Linked DNA regions of Homo sapiens: region 1 is linked to region 2. Evidence: chromatin contacts called from ENCODE Hi-C data. All regions are on one chromosome and are shown on one strand. Each heading gives the region's core, a stretch centred on a gene start or an enhancer-like site at or near the end of the contact. The rest is flanking DNA. Distances are from core to core; before and after follow the strand shown.

The links. A loop is a pair of places that touch in the nucleus more often than their neighbours do. Pooled maps may share reads with other maps.
Region 1: a map with no recorded cell type shows a loop between it and region 2 (3-fold over the local background). The contact joins the promoter of CLNK here to the enhancer-like site in region 2. A Hi-C loop is called at or near these places in 1 of 168 maps with a recorded cell type or tissue (naive thymus-derived CD4-positive, alpha-beta T cell), 12 of 37 single-sample maps with no recorded cell type and 8 of 50 pooled maps.

The regions. Positions count from the first base shown.
Region 1 is chr4:10,681,996-10,686,018 of GRCh38, forward strand. It overlaps CLNK (cytokine dependent hematopoietic cell linker), which reads right to left and starts at 2,773. Exons shown (of 19, transcript NM_052964.4): 1 at 2,673-2,773.
Region 2 is chr4:10,581,720-10,585,523 of GRCh38, forward strand. CLNK (cytokine dependent hematopoietic cell linker) reads right to left here. Exons shown (of 19, transcript NM_052964.4): 4 at 3,208-3,236. Among named protein-coding and RNA genes, the nearest start is that of CLNK, 100 kb to the right of the region's middle. Within about 2 kb of position 2,517, at least 4 of the 41 ENCODE cell types and tissues checked have a DNase peak (open chromatin) inside an H3K27ac peak, as active enhancers do.

The DNA of each region.
Region 1 (4,023 bases), core at 1,523-4,022, 100 kb after region 2:
ACATGATTAAAATTAAGCAGAATAATCACAATAATGATTCCCAAATATTCTGCCCATAAGAGTAACAAAAAATAAATAATAAACACAAAAATTGGTCCTATGATAGCTCTATTCCACAATTCTGTTTGTGTGTGTGTATGTGTGTGTGTGTGTGTGTGATTTTTTCGTTATTGCTGATATCTAACCTGATGCTTCTCAGTTTTATTGGTAAAATCGTGAATGTTTGGTTTAATCTGTTAAAAATCATAAATAGAATTTAAATTCAGGTATTTATCTCTCTGGTTAGTAATTTAGCCGCTTTGAACACTTTATGTTTCTTTGTCATGCTAGGAGGGTAGGTACAGCCTAGAAGAACTCTGCAGAACTCAAGTCTTGGCAGATGTTGGCAGTAGCTTATGACAGTGGATATAACTGCTCCATGTACTAGGATTCAGAAAAGGATGCTTCTAGATCTCTGTCTGCTACTCTTCATGTGAAAATTTAGCCAGTTCCTGGCTATCTCTTCTGTGTCAGACACTGTGTGCACATTTGCTCTCACTCTCGAAGCAACACACAAAATGTATTCTTCCTCCCAGTTTCAAATTACACAACTCCAACAACAGCTAACTAAAGATCAGAGAGGTTAAGCTACTTACCTAAAGACGAACAGTAAAGTCACACACTAGATTCATGTCCATTTTTGACAATCTCAAAGCCCTGTTTCTTTCCATTTCACCATGTTGTCCTTCCTCATCTTTTCTAAGCCCCAGTTTCACCTTTTAAATGCTCTAATACGTGCTCTGCCTACTTCATTAAGCTGTTAAGATCATTCAAGAAGAAAATATGTATTCAAAGGCCTACATTACATAGGGCTATACAACTGTGGAATATTACCATTCTCTAATGAGATTATTAAAATACAATATTTGTAAACTTATGTGTATTAATCAATTCTATGTTGATTGTGGTCATGTTTTAAGAATAAAATCAGAACTGATTTGGAGTGAGGAAAGGAAAGTAATGGAGAAAGAAGTCAACACTTACTGAATACTTGCTAAGTGTTAAGAATGCACCATATTTCACGTAATATAAATATTATATTATTGAGGCTAAATAATTGTCAATACAAGTCTTATGAGATCTTACTTTATTAAAAAGGGGGAGGAAATGAGGATCATATATGAAACAACATCCCTGGTCCAAGTGGCAGAGTCAGGATCCTCACCATTTTGATCAGGCGTCAAATCCTACAGTCTTTCTAAGACAGCACCTGACTCATGGCAAAGTGATCGAGAAACAGAATCCCCTGGTGTTCAGGCCAGAGCTGGCCAGATGGTACAGAAGATTATAAGCACTGGCTTTCAAATGGTCTTGCCTATACAGTCATCTGAGAGGGCTTGTTGGGAATAACAAAGAAATACTACCATTTAGATGGTTGGTGTCAGAGACCACCCAGGAGTGAGTTTAGGGATGAGCTCTGTGAAACTGCAAACTAACACTGTTCACCATTCCAATCAGTCAGCCAGGAAAATCAGTTTCCTTCTGAATTCTGTTACTGACATTAGTGACTGAACAACCTTGCACATATTACTTAGAGAACTCAAGTTCTTCACCTGTAAACCAGGGAAAGTAATAGCCAGCTCTCTAGGTCAGCAGGAGCTGAAGGTAAGTAAATGCCAGTTGCCATTCCTACTTCTCTAGGGCATACTGTATCTTAAGCTTCTTAGAGGATTTCTGAAGCGCTGTCATTTCTCTGGTAGGCCTTCAATTAACCAGCTCTACCATCGTCTTCTTGATATTTGAAATGATTATTCCTGGTGGTTTGGGAGGCCCCTGGAAATCCAAAGAACAACACTATTGAGGAGCTGCGCCACAGTATAGACAGAGACAGCCAGAGAAATAGCCATGTAGGTAATAGACAAGTAATACTCATAACAGAGAAGCCAAATGAGTAACACTGGTGTAAAGTAATAAAAACAGTATTGATAAAAAGTTCAGGCATATCGACACCTTTTAAAATCAAAGTATCCATATTTTGATGATAGTTATTTTCTTTTCTGTCTCATTCCAGTTTGTTTGCTTTATCCAATAAAAGCCTGGTAGAGATGACTCCCGGCACTTTTCAAGAGTAAGAATTTAACCCCAACTTTAACCTCACTTTTGAGCTCCTTACTCTTGTGAGTGGAAGGATGTCTGCGTGATTCCAAAGTCTAAGTCTCCTCTACACCAAAGCAGAAAGAAAATCGTATTACTTTAGAAAATGTTAAAAATATATTTCCACAGGGCTCCAGGAGTTAACTTATACTTTGAATGACCTACTTTGAATGGAGGCTTTCTTTCTAGAGGGCTTACTTAATGAAGGTCAGCCAGGAAAGCCAGCCATGGGGCCTGGTCTTTAGATTTCAGTTGCAAACAGTCGGGGAGTCCAAGCTCCAGGAAAAGAAGATTGAAAACATTTAGTCTTTTAATTTTCTGTGGGTAGGTATCCTGATTCTTTCTCCCAAAAGAATGAAAGGATCTTTAACAATTGAGTTAAGGGCTTTCTTCTTGCTCCTTTGATGCTATATATAAGGCCCAGACTTCCACTTTAGAAACACATTTTTACTTGCTGCTCAGGTCTTTCCTGATGATCATTTATGACAAGGAGATGACCATGAGATCCTCACTCAGAAGAACTGGCCTAATGAGTTTACCTGAACAGCGTGGAGAGCACCAAGGGATCTAGGCTGAGGTGTCCGTCTCCTGTGAGGAGGGGCGGCAGTGCAGAGACCTTGGGGCACTGGAAATTAGTAAGGCGGTGGGTTGAATTCTTCTCGATGCTAAGCAGTGCCCTTCAGCAGAAAACCTCCTGATAGGTCCGTTTTAGACTTGGTTTCCTGTGAAATGCAGCCACAGACCTGAGAGGTCTGACCTGAGGGCTGGCAGGACTTCCTCTTCTTAGGCTGGAGTGCAATACGTGAAGCTTTCAGAGGCTGAAATCTTCCAATGCAAAGGGTGTTTTTAAAGACACACGGTGTCCTTATGTGGCACTTCATAGTTACCAGAACACAATAAAAGGAACTGCTGGGCAACACTCAAGCATGGAAGGTGGGTTTTGCGAGTCTCACTTTATATGAATAGTGGACATTAACTATCATCTTTTGGCTTAATTTTGCAATGGCTTCCTGAGACCATCCCAGACACATGGACCAGGTGTTAAGGAAAGAACCTGGGAACTAAAGGAGAAATGCCTGCCTCTTATTCTTGCTGTATTAATTATTAGCTATAGGATCTTGGGCACTTTGAAGTTTATTTCTCAAGTAGTTTGAGTGATAATAATATTTGTATTTTAGAAACTTTTTTAAAAAATGAGGGATAATTGAGGATTATATTTCCTTCATTGAGGAAATGATATTTCCTCAATTGTGATGGAAGGATAATATTTATATTTTAGAAGTATTTCAATAAATAAACAAAATATTGTAAATAAAGGCATGCAGTAATGTTTGGGCACATATCAGTTGCTTAATACATTTTCTTTCGGCCTTAATCTTGGTCCATTTAAGCTGATCTTGCCGAGTGCCTGTTTCCTCTTCTGGAGACTTGACATTCTAGTTTTATATAAATTGATGTTGAATTCCATAACAAACTCCAACATTATTTACAATAAATTCAAAGGTAGAAGTTTATATTTTCTTGGGTAAATAACTCTGGTTTTGACTTAACAGACACCCCAAGGAAAACATGAAAATAAGCACTCTTTGAATGCTAATTGTGAGTCAGTTACATTGCTAAGCAACTTGCAAGCATTATCCTCCTTAATCTTACTAATAACCATGTAAGGAACATATGTAAAATCCCATTTTGTAATTGTGAAAACTGAAGACTAGGGAGACTCGAGTAGTTTAACCACTTTATTAATTAGCTTTTGCTGCATTAGGGGCTTAAAGCAGTAACCACTTTATTTAGTTCATAATTGTGTGTGTCACTTGCTCACTTCTTTTGGTCTGGACCCATATTAATTTTCTGGGGTTTTCATAACAAAGGACTGAGCCCTGAGTGGCT
Region 2 (3,804 bases), core at 1,267-3,766:
GAATGGATGGGTGAGTGGGTGAATGGTGATAGGGAAGGCAGCTGCCTCCCACCTCATTCCTTGATTGCCCTTAGAAATGCAAATGAAATAATAGAGACATTTGTTATCTAGAGAATAGAGAACAGCTTCTTGGTGGGAACAGTCTGGATAGTTTTCTTCTCTCTCTCTCTTTTTAACCCTTGGTCAGCAAGTCTAAAGAATGGCCCAGAACTACTTGAATTGGAATTATCTTGTTAAAAGTAGGGATTCCCTGGCCTTACCATATGCCTGCCAAAGAGCGTAAACCCTAACATGGGCTAGAAAATATTCATTTTCAACTGTTGTGATTTTTAACTATTGTAATTGAATTTTGAAGACAATGTTAATCCTTGAGTTTACCAATCTTGGGATGATCTGAAATCCTGGCTTGTCCCAGAGATTCAACTATCAATTTTTTTATTTGTTTCTGTTCACGAATATTCCCAACACCCTGGGGAGAGAACCAGGAGGATCCAGCCTCTGCTAAATTAATACAGGCATTGCAGCATCTGGAAACAGCCAGCAGGAGGCATTGGATGCTCACATATTCTATACCTGCCTGTCTCCCTCTTGTCCTAAAATCCTTATTAATTTTTCTTTTACAAGTAGGAAAAATCAACCTTGAAGACTGCTTTCCTTAGAAAAACTTAAAAGTAGTATTTTCCCTGACAAGATGAAATTTCTTGTCTTTTAAATCAAATCAGCTAATATCTATCTTCATCAATGTTTTTATTATACGTGGAGGCTTAAGACAGAAGGACCCACTTTCTAAATAGGGCCATCTTTTCCAGTTTCATTCTTTATTTAGGGGAAGGAGAAAAACTCATGAGTTTATTTTATGGAAAGCATTGCACTGTTCTCTGTGTATCAGCCTCCGAGAAGGTATTGACCTTGACAGACTGTCCCAGTTGGAACATGTGTCTGTCTTCTCCAGGCTTGGAATGGTTTTCTAAAGAATATTTTTCGATAGATTGTTTTTAGTATACAAAATCATATGCTACTGTAGAAAGTTATAAGACACAGATATGCAAAAAAGAAGGAAATAAAAATTACTATACTGTTACCACAAATAATCCAAATATACAAATATTTGATTATAGTCAAGTCACTCATACACATACACAGACACACACACAATCACACACACCTCACATCATAGATATATAGCTTATAAATATACAATCACTCCTTGTACCCTATTTTTTACCTGCTTTTTCACAAAATCACATGCTATCAACATATCCATGGCAATGAATGTGCTTCAACATCATCATTTTAATGGCTTCCTAGTATTTTCTCGCATGAACGCCCTCTCCTGTTTTCAAATGATCCCATCGTCAAAAATCAGAAACAACTTGAAGGATCTGGGAATGTTATCAAGCCACCGTCACGCACAGTCTTTTTTGTAAATCCTCATGCATATCTTAATTAGATCAGGTCTGCTATTCTTTGGTAGACATTTGTAGTGGTTCATAAGTATGCCTAGGCTGATTCATAAGTATGCATAGGTCTGCTGGGCTGTTATTTCTTTCTCTCTCTCTCTTTTTTTTTCTTTTTTGAGACGGAGTCTTGCTCTGTCGTCCACAGCGCCCAGGCTGGAGTGCAGTGGGGTGATCTGGGCTCCCTGCAACCTCCATCTCCCGGGTTCAAGTGACTGTCCTGCCTCAGCCTCCCAAGTAGCTGGGACTACAGGTGCCCACCATCATGCCCAGATAATTTTAGTATTTTTAGTAGAGATAGTGTTTCACCATATTGGCCAGGCTTGTCTCAAACTCCTGACCTTGTGATCCGCCTGCTTTGGCCTCCCAAAGTGCTGGGACTACAGGTGTGAGTCACCGTGCCTGGTCTGGGCTGTTATTTTGAACAGACTGGGAATGTCATAATTTGCTGCTAAGTGTTTCTTTCCGGTAAGGTGTAGGTTCGAGTGTGTATGAGCAGGCCTGGGCGACTTTATATCAATGGACTTTTGTGGGGTTTCGATTTGTTTTCTTTTTCCTGCTGGTGTCTCTAGATTGCTGTCAAGGAAACGGAGTGCCCATCTGCCCATTTCTCTGTGCCTTAACCAAGGTGGGGAGCAAGATGGGAGGAAGAGGATACAGGTAGTTGGAGCTGGCTGCTGTATTTTACCTGTGTGCTTTATGATTCACCGGTCACCAAGCACATCAGACAAGCCACTTCATTCCCAGGTACCACCCCCTTAGAATATTCTCTTCCCTCCAGGATGCCAGTGCAGGATGGGAGGGGTGAGAGGTGCAGGTAGGTGGAGAGGTGCATTTGATACTAAAGACCCCAACACAATTTGGTATCATCTACCTTGAGAGAAGACAATCTTGTTTAGGCCTGACTGGGAAGTTGAATGAAAACTTTTTCTGTAGAGGGATTAAGGCTGGGTGCTCTCTCCCTGTGTGAACTCGTATTTCCCACTTTCACTTTTGCTTTTGCCCAGTTCTCCCAGCTGCTGGGTGGGACATGCTGAGTGCTGGTTTTGTACTCCCACATGCTCTATAGTGAAACTTTCAAATGCCTTTGCTGATTACATAACTCCTTATGACTCCATCGCTTCTTTGGTGTTTCCTCTGGACAATGTCTCCATTTTTCTGCCTCATTCCAGTCATTCTATCTAGACACCAGCTTTCTAGGGAAGTTCTGTGGGACTTTCCCTGAAATAATAACCCTCCCCAGTGAATACTACATGCTTTTTCTCAAACTTTAATGGGCTCCTGTTAAGTGCGTAGTACCAGAAAATAGGCTATGAAGAGAGATACAGGAGAGGCATCAAAGGTGGCTTTTGAACCATTCATTCTTTCCACTCATGTTTTGGGGGTAACCAATTATATGGAATTTAGTTGAGTGAATACTAGTGAGTCACCATAAGACTGGCACTGAGGTAGACTTATACCCATTGCACAGATGAAGGAACTCAGGCTCAGAAAGATCTGTGCTTCATGCAAAGCTGCACAGCTAAGTAGAGAGCCAGGATTCCCATCCAGCCACCCAGCCTCCAAAGCTTTGGACAGTCACAGATCAGGCTGTACCCTGGGGCAACTGGAAGGAATGGCATTACTAGCTAATGTCATTTCAAATAGGCCATAGTTTTATTGAAATAAAAACAAAAAAGAATGGAAATAACAGCCCAACAGACCCATGCTGACATTCCCACCACTTAGGTGACAGAGAGCCCCGACTCACCTGTGGCACTATTGATGCGAGGCCATGACCTAGGGCAGAAAAGAGAACCAAGTTAAATGTCCATTGCTCCACCTCCACCGACCCCCCGCCACATAGGAACAGGCAGTCATCAAACGTCATTGTACAAGTCAGCCTCTGAAGCTGCTTTATGTATGTACTATTGTAGACCTGAAGTCACATATTATTCTATTATATATAGAAATATTGTACATATTTCTATTTTCTGGAAAATAGCATGTAGAAGAAAATAAAAATTGACACCACAGGTTATATGTTGGTTATTCTCATGTAAATAGCTGTATACGTACCTGAAGATGTATGCATACATTTAAACACATATAGGTAGTGTTAAATCAAGCTTAGCCTAAAGCTGCCTCCTTACATATTTTAAGTTCTGCCTAAAGGTTTCTCTATACATCATGAACTATAAACAGATGGTAGCCTATAGTTGTGGCAATCACCGAGTTTTGGCCAATCAAATGTAGCCAACTGTTCGAACTGTGTTCAAATCAGGCAAACGCCGAGCTGTAACCAATCCAGCTGTTTCTGTACCTCACTTCCATTTTCTATATATCACTTTCCTTTTTCTGTCCATAA